3 separate regions of the Homo sapiens genome follow, and all the other regions are linked to region 2. Evidence: chromatin loops called from intact Hi-C (ENCODE). Cell type or tissue: PC-9. All regions are shown on one strand. Region 1 overlaps CTNNA1 (catenin alpha 1). Region 2 has its middle 78 kb from the start of HSPA9. Region 3 overlaps CTNNA1 (catenin alpha 1).

Evidence for each region. A loop is a pair of places that touch in the nucleus more often than their neighbours do. Peaks named below come from ENCODE experiments on the same cell type or tissue, not always from the same donor. Only the 100,000 strongest peaks of a DNase experiment are listed, where the experiment ranks them.
Region 1: a loop joins it to region 2, with 6 times the contacts of the local background. A loop is called at or near these places in 3 of 110 quality-filtered maps.
Region 3: it touches region 2 in a loop (5-fold over the local background); 5 of 110 quality-filtered maps call a loop at or near these places.

Annotation. Positions count from the first base shown.
Region 1 is chr5:138,881,000-138,883,499 of GRCh38, forward strand. All of the region lies in intron 7 of CTNNA1 (catenin alpha 1), which reads left to right. Among named protein-coding and RNA genes, the nearest start is that of LRRTM2, 6.9 kb to the left of the region's middle. In PC-9, no CTCF peak of the experiment used is centred here; no DNase peak of the experiment used is centred here.
Region 2 is chr5:138,652,393-138,654,892 of GRCh38, forward strand. No RefSeq gene overlaps it. Among named protein-coding and RNA genes, the nearest start is that of HSPA9, 78 kb to the left of the region's middle. In PC-9, a CTCF peak has its summit at 1,339 (motif pointing right); DNase peaks (open chromatin) are centred at 1,269 and 2,239; H3K27ac peaks cover 621 bases.
Region 3 is chr5:138,781,505-138,784,004 of GRCh38, forward strand. It overlaps CTNNA1 (catenin alpha 1), which reads left to right. Exons shown (of 18, transcript NM_001903.5): 2 at 419-525; 3 at 1,673-1,868. The coding sequence starts at 421. Among named protein-coding and RNA genes, the nearest start is that of CTNNA1-AS1, 29 kb to the left of the region's middle. In PC-9, no CTCF peak of the experiment used is centred here; no DNase peak of the experiment used is centred here.

The DNA.
Region 1 (2,500 bases), 230 kb after region 2:
CCAAAGAGAACAAGATCATTTCTTACTCTGTACGGTTTATAGCAGCATGTCAGCATTCCGTCTGCAGTTGAGATGTTGATTCCTCCTTGTATTGCACATTGCTGAAAGGGGCTTCCTGAGGCTGGAGAGAGCAGTGAGGTAAGACTGTCCTCCTTGAGAGCTCGTCTTGATGCTTGTTGCGTTTGTCTGTGTATGTCTGCAGTGTCTGTTCTGCTCTTTGTAATTTAAGAAGAGGGCATTCTTTGAAAAGAATTTGGGAATACAGGACTATATAATCATTGTATTCTAAGATTGATCTACTGTTGAGCTTTGCTTAAAGCACTCCCAGCAACTCTTGTTACATGTTCAGCTTAGGCAGAGCCCACCAGCCATTTGTGGGCCAGGTAGAACAACCAAGGTCAAATTGCTTCTCCTGTTATTCATTAAATATATGTTGTATGACACTGTGTTGCCCAGCCCACAGCAAGCTTTTTAGCCCTACTCATGAAGACATGTATTGACTCCCTAAAAGCTGCTAGTTTCCCTTAGTTTTCAAACATTTTTCTTGATAATTCTCTTTAAAGTTCTCTTTCCTCTCAGAAACCTTCTTGGTTGTGAGCAACAGCTTGGTTATCACTTCCTTTCTCAAGATCTTCATCTCTTGCTTTATTGAAGGTCCCTACTGTATGGATGACAGCCCCAGTTCTCTTTTTTATTGTCTTGGGTAGAAGAAGCTTCAATGCTGATTCTTATTTGGTCTTGTAAAATGCCATAATTCATTGTTTGTTGTTGTTGTTGAATTTTCTAATGGCTGAGGAGGTATTTTATCTAACTAGATCTTCCTGTTAAACTAATCAGACCTCCTGTTTGTTACCTTTTTAAACAGTCCTTAAATGTTAAGGGTTAAAACACTGTATTTCACCCTCCTCTACCCACCTCAGGCTTACTCTAGATTAAAATGAGGATAGAAAGCAGAGGTTTATTTGAAGTCTTATATTCTAACTAGTGACAAGGAAGCAGAGACTGATGACTTGCCACACAGATTACACATGAAGTCCTATATCTTTTAAATGTGTCTCTAATTGGTTATTGGTTTCTCATTTCATTCATGTCCAATGGGAGACAGACAAGTCAACAGGTAGTTATCCTAAGGTATGATTTGAGAAGGTCTTTGAGAGGAAACATGAGATGGTGTGGTAGCATTCTGTGGGGACACTGAACTTGAACTTAGGGCTGAGGTTGGCTAGCAGAAGCTTCCACAAGGAAGTAGTTTCTCATCTGAACGATGGGTAGGAGTTGGAAGGAGGGGAGAAGAGTATTTTATGTAGGTGAGAGAGAGCACGGCATGTCTGAAGAACAAAAATGTATGTGGGTGGGTCAGCATGGAAGATGGCAGAGTGACCATAGGTTCATTAAAGCAGTAGGAATGACCAGGTTCCATAGGGAGAATGTGTAGAAGAAGGAGAAAAGAAAGCCTTTGTTTAGCGGAAGAGGTTATGTGGATCTTTCAATGTAGGGCACTTTTTATCTAAGAAGTATGGTGGGATGATATTTGTTTCGTGCAGTCAGGTTGAGTAGCTTTTTTGTAGGTTCACCTGGAAACCTTTGCCTTTTCATTTAGGGACTAAAATGTGCCTTGAGATGCCACCAGCAATGCCAGGAACATATTTCATCCCTTCCAAACTGGCAAGGGTTGGAGTAAAAAGTTTCCTCACTACTTCCAGTAATAGTTATACGCTACAGGGTTGCTTTTCCTAAGGTTATGTTTGAGTAACGTAATTTTTGTTCAGTTAATGCTAGAAATAAAAAATCATAACTTTAATCTCAAAAGAAGTAGAATCTTGTTTTTGTTTGTTTGTTTGTTTTTTGAGACGGAGTCTCGCTTTGTCACCCAGGCTGGAGTGCAATGGCACAATCTCGGTTCACTGCAACCTCTGCCTCCCGGGTTCAAGGGATTCTCCTGTCTCAGCCTCCCGAGTAGCTGGGATTACAGGCACATGCCACCACGCCTGGCTAATTTTTGTAATTTTGTAATTTTAGTAGAGACAGGATTTCACCATATTGGTCAGGCTGAAACCAAAGGTTTCAGCTTTGAGGCTAAAGGTCTCAAACTCCTGATCTCAGGCTGTCCACCCGCCTCAGCCTCCCAAAGTGCTAGGATTACAGGCATGAGCCACCGCGCCTGGCAGAATCTTGTTTTAAAATGAGCAAGCTTTATACTTTCCTCAAGCTCAGTGTTAAGGTTGTGAGTGTGTCTATGTGTACTCATCTCTATTACATTTTAAATGATTGGTACCCTAAACTTGCTATTTGGACTGTATTTTTCTAAAATGATACTGTGATTTTAAAATGGTCTGTCTAGTATAACTTAAAGGGCTTAGTAAATAACTGCTCCTAAACTGCTCCCCTTCTGATTAATGAGGCATAAACCTCTATTTCCTGCAATAACAAGAAAGACAAATTGATTTTTTGGGTAGTTTGACAAAGACAGAATTAACAGATTCATGGTGTGGGTTGCATT
Region 2 (2,500 bases):
ACTTGCCTGTAAGTAAGGAGTGGGGAGAGGTGGTCAGATGTTGGTTCCTGAAAGGAACCAACACGTTCCAGCTTCTTTAAGAAGTCTACCCGGGCTCTTGGCGGGCTGGTGCCTGCTGGCTCACCTCCCGCCCTGTGCTTTCAGTCCAGGAGGAACCCTGGTACTCATCTGTCCTGAGGGGCCATTTCCATGACTAGACCCTGATCCTTACGGTCAGTCACCTGGACTTCCCACCAATCTCCTGCCCCTCCATCTAGGCTTTGAGTTCCTGGTTCAGAGGGACATATTAGTGCTTAGTGGTGATGAGAAACGGGTCAGACAGGTCAGGGCTTGAAGTCTAGCCCATGACGGTGCACAAGGTTTTGGAGTGGCGTACTGATTGAGAGCGAGGACTCAGCCGCCAGACTGCTTGCTTGAGTTCGGATCTTGGCTGGGCTACTCTTTAGTTTGGCTAACCTCTCTGTGCAGTTTCCCTGTTTCTAAAATGAGGATAATAATTGTACCCACCTCATAGAATTGTTGTACAGATTAAATGAGTGAACATATGTGATTGTTCTTGCTGATACAATAGCTTTGTGCTTTTGAGCTATTATTATTGTAATTAGACTTCTCTGAGCCTCAGTTTACTTGTCTGTAACACATCTCCATAATACCTTTCCTTCCTGCTTCAGGGTTATTGTGAAGATCAAATGACACATTCCCTTTGGAAACTCTTAAAGGCTTTACAAAGGTAAGATTATTATTATTTATTATCAGATACTTGTTCCTTGGGGTTCTCCGCCACATTCCCTTTAGAAACAAAGCAGTTTCCTTCACCCTTCTCTTGCCCCAGTCTCAAGGCAGAAAACCGTGGTGTCTTGGAAACAGGAGCAGCCATGGGGTCTCCCTCCACCTAGGAAAAGGGGCGCATAAAGCTGTGCACACAGACACATCTCTGACAGAGATTATTTCAAAGGAGGCTGCTAATTAAACCAAGAACAGAGAGCTTGTCAACATTTTACACAATTATCCCCTTCACTGCAGAGGTGAACCCAGGTTTTGTGGAGCCCAAAGCTTATACAATTTGGGGGGCCCTCTTTAAGAAAAAAAATACAAGATGATGAATATGAAATTAAGTGCAGGGTTTCGAAGGGGCCTGTGCAAATGAGGAGCACTGCCACCCAAGCTTCATTAGCTTCACAGAAAATCCACCTCTGCCACCAGGCCAGGTATGCATTTGACAAGGACTTGTTGGTTAGTTGCTTATGGCCAAAACAAACCGTTTTTTACCAACCACAGGCAGGCCAGGATCTCTAGAGGGCAGGAGCGCACAGCCTGCACCCAGACTCCAGAAGTCACCCTGTTACCAGGCTGTGGCTCCTCCACTGCCTTCACCTCAGTCTAATTGTTCCTTTTTCAAGACCCACCACCTATTTATTTTTGCTTTCAACACATTTGCATGTGATTTACATAGCATTAATATTCAGTCTCATGTTGGGAACTCTTCCTCTGCCCCGGCTTAAGCTAGATTCCTGGGACTTGGTTACCAAGTGAGATGCAACTTTCTCTCTTCTCAAAATGTAGAGGGAAAGAAATATACATCTAATTTGGGGGAGGGTGGGAGAAGGGACAGTGATGACATTTGTCTTGAAGTCAGTTTCTAGTCTCTGGCCCTCCTAGTCTATGTCTTCCTCCATATATCCCCACTGTCCCTACCCACAACCCACAACCCAATTCCACCCCAGTTTTCCTCTGATTATGAAATTGGAAGCTCACCTTCTCAAGGACACACATTCCTACCCAAATTCTGGGCTTACTGGGGCTCAAGGGTGCAGCCTCTGAAGTGAAGAGGCACATGGCATCGAGGTGCCAGCAGACAAGAGCACACAGGGATTCTTCCTCAGGTCCCCCTCTGGGAGAATCAGCCCCTTCCAGTCCCCCTGCACTGTTTGGAGGCCCAGTTTATGTGATCCCCCGACTGACGGAAACAGATGGCAGGTGGGAGTATGTGTGAGTGTGAGTGAGTGTGTGTGTGTGCATGCACGTGAGCTGTACATACATAAAAGAAATGTGCACACATGTGTGAGACAGAGAATGCCCACGTGCACATGAGTACACCCCCCCCCCCACCGCCACAAGACAGGCAGAGGAGGAGGAGGTGAGGATGTGGGAAGGAAATTCTCGGTTTAAAAAAACCACATTGTGGTTCTAAATGTCATCAAAGGTGAAACTTGCTTCCTTAGCCCTGCCCTATAAAGGGAGGCAAAAAGAAGTCAGCAAGGCAAGAAAAGGTCTCAGGGCAGGGATGGGGCAGTTCTAGTGTCAACAGTGACATCACTCTCCCAGACCCCTCCGCTGAGTGGTGAGTCACCAGAGCCCACTCAATACCACAGTCTTTATGCAGTCATGAGCCGGCTCATGCTTCCATCTCCATGTGGCCTAGGCCTCACCCCCATGGTCCCCTGGGCCTGAGCTACCCCAGCCCTGGGGCTTTGCTCTCTTTTAAGCCTCTATCAGAGAA
Region 3 (2,500 bases), 130 kb after region 2:
GAGATCCACCACTGCCCTCCAGCCTGGGCGAAAGAGCAAGACTCTGTCTCAAAAAAAAAAAAAAAAAGAAAGTAGCTTTCATTCACTTTAGCTTTTCATCTTGTTTCTAAAGGTGGGGCAGATAAAGTGAGTAGGAACTGAGGTAGGAAGTCTTGGTGCTAGAGAAGCCCAAAGGGAAACATTCTGTGTGTTTGGGAATGCCCTCTTGTAGTACCCCTCCTATTTGTAAGCCTGAAATCATTAAATATTAAGAGGTTGTAAGGTTTACTGGGTCTTCATGTGTAGGCTAGTTAGAATTTTTTCATCTATAGTGAATATAGCTTTCCTGATGCAAAAGTCCCAAAGTAGGAGAAGATTTGTTACATATTTCATGTTTGTGTTTGATGTTTGCCTGACTGACTTTTTGTTTCTTATTTAGAAATGACTGCTGTCCATGCAGGCAACATAAACTTCAAGTGGGATCCTAAAAGTCTAGAGATCAGGACTCTGGCAGTTGAGAGACTGTTGGAGCCTCTTGTTACACAGGTAAGAATCTGAAAACACAAATACATTGTAACATGGTTCTATAGCACAGGCCTGGGTAACAACCATAAGAGCAAGGTTATTTAGTTCAAAGCCTTAATTCCAGTACTTGAGTTTAGGTGACAGTTCTTAGATGATTTGAATATTGATGCATGGGTTTAGTTAACCCTTGAGAACGCTGCTGCTGTCGTTTTCTTCAGTCTTATTGCTAGTAACGGGTCCATGGTATGTAGTGCAACTTTGCAAATGTTTGTGCTTTGCAGATACTTCACCTTTCTTCAGAGGGGAAACCCAAGAAAGGTGGAGTCTGGATCCTTGATTGTTAAGGTCTCTCACTCTGCTTAACACACCTTTCATTGTGTGGGATTAATTAGCAGGTAATTCAACTTGAGGGTTTAGGTTTGGTATGCTACAAATGTCACAATGTTAGGGTAGTTCATAAACTGTTAGCAACTAGCTGTGTACTTTTAGTGTTTTACAATAGTATGTCTATTGTTTGTATGTGAGAGATTCAGAGAGAGAGAGAGAAAATGAGTCTTGTTTGGCAAATTTACACTATAACATATATTCATCATCTTTAACCTAGAGATAATCTGGTATTATGTGTATTAATGATGGTAATGTTCTAAGACATAAAGCGTCATCACTGTAGGCTTCTTTGGGCAATCATTCGTTTATTGGGACCTTTACTAATTGCTGAGATTTGTGTGAATAAACTGTCAAAAGACTTCAGAAGCAAATTATCTTAAAATGTTTTGCAAAGTTTGAAAACAGTGGCAGTGTGATCTCCAGATAAAGCTAAGTTCATTGTTAACCTCTTTCTGGAACATCTTGGTGACATATAGTAGAGACATCTAACTTGTCTCTAATCATTTTTTAATTTGTAAAATCAAACTAAAAACCTAATGATCATATTTGAGAAATTAAAATATGTGTTAAATAATTCTCTGTACACATTAAGAAAGCTGAATTATTTTGGAAATTAAATATAGCATCATTGCTGTATATCTTAAATATGGGGAATTGTATGTTAATGTTCAGTGGAATCTCATGTGATTTTTTAAAAGAATAACTTAATCTTGCTGTCTTTAAAGATATTAGTTTGTCATTTTAATTGACTCCAGTTTAATGTTAAAAATGAAACTTTTAGGTTACAACCCTTGTAAACACCAATAGTAAAGGGCCCTCTAATAAGAAGAGAGGTCGTTCTAAGAAGGCCCATGTTTTGGCTGCATCTGTTGAACAAGCAACTGAGAATTTCTTGGAGAAGGGGGATAAAATTGCGAAGGAGAGCCAGTTTCTCAAGGAGGAGCTTGTGGCTGCTGTAGAAGATGTTCGAAAACAAGGTAGGTCATTACTGCTTTTTAGGTAAAGAGAGGCAGGCCTTTCTAGAAAATCAGTGTTTGAAGATTTTTTTTGTGGTCAGTATTCTCATTCTTATGCTTGCCAATTGCTCAGTAACTTACTTAGTTATTGGAGATGTATTAAGTTGGACTGGCTCATATTTTAATTCTCATTCTTATGCTTGCCAGTTGCTCAGTAACTTAGTTATTGGAGATGTATTAAGTTGGACTGGCTCATTTTAATCATGAGAGATGCTTGCAGAGGGACATCTGGAGAATCTGAATCCACTTCTCTTGGGTATTTCAAGTAATAGTTAAGTCTTAGAAATGTTGTAACACAAATTGATAGGAAAGAAATGGGACCGAAGTTTACTTTTCATCCTGTGTAATACTTCTTTTTAGTTCATGCTGAAGAGATGGGTGTGATAAAATGGAAAAATATCTACCTACTCTGAAAATACTCTAGAAATTGTCCTATTGTGTCAGAATAGTATGTTAAATCAGCCATGCATATTTGAACTGGTTGGAGCTTGACATAAATCTGGGTATAAAGGAATCATGTTTTGGGAAATTCAGAATTGATAAAAAGTAAAATGGTAATCCACAGTTTACTAATAATTAATGCTAGAAAAATT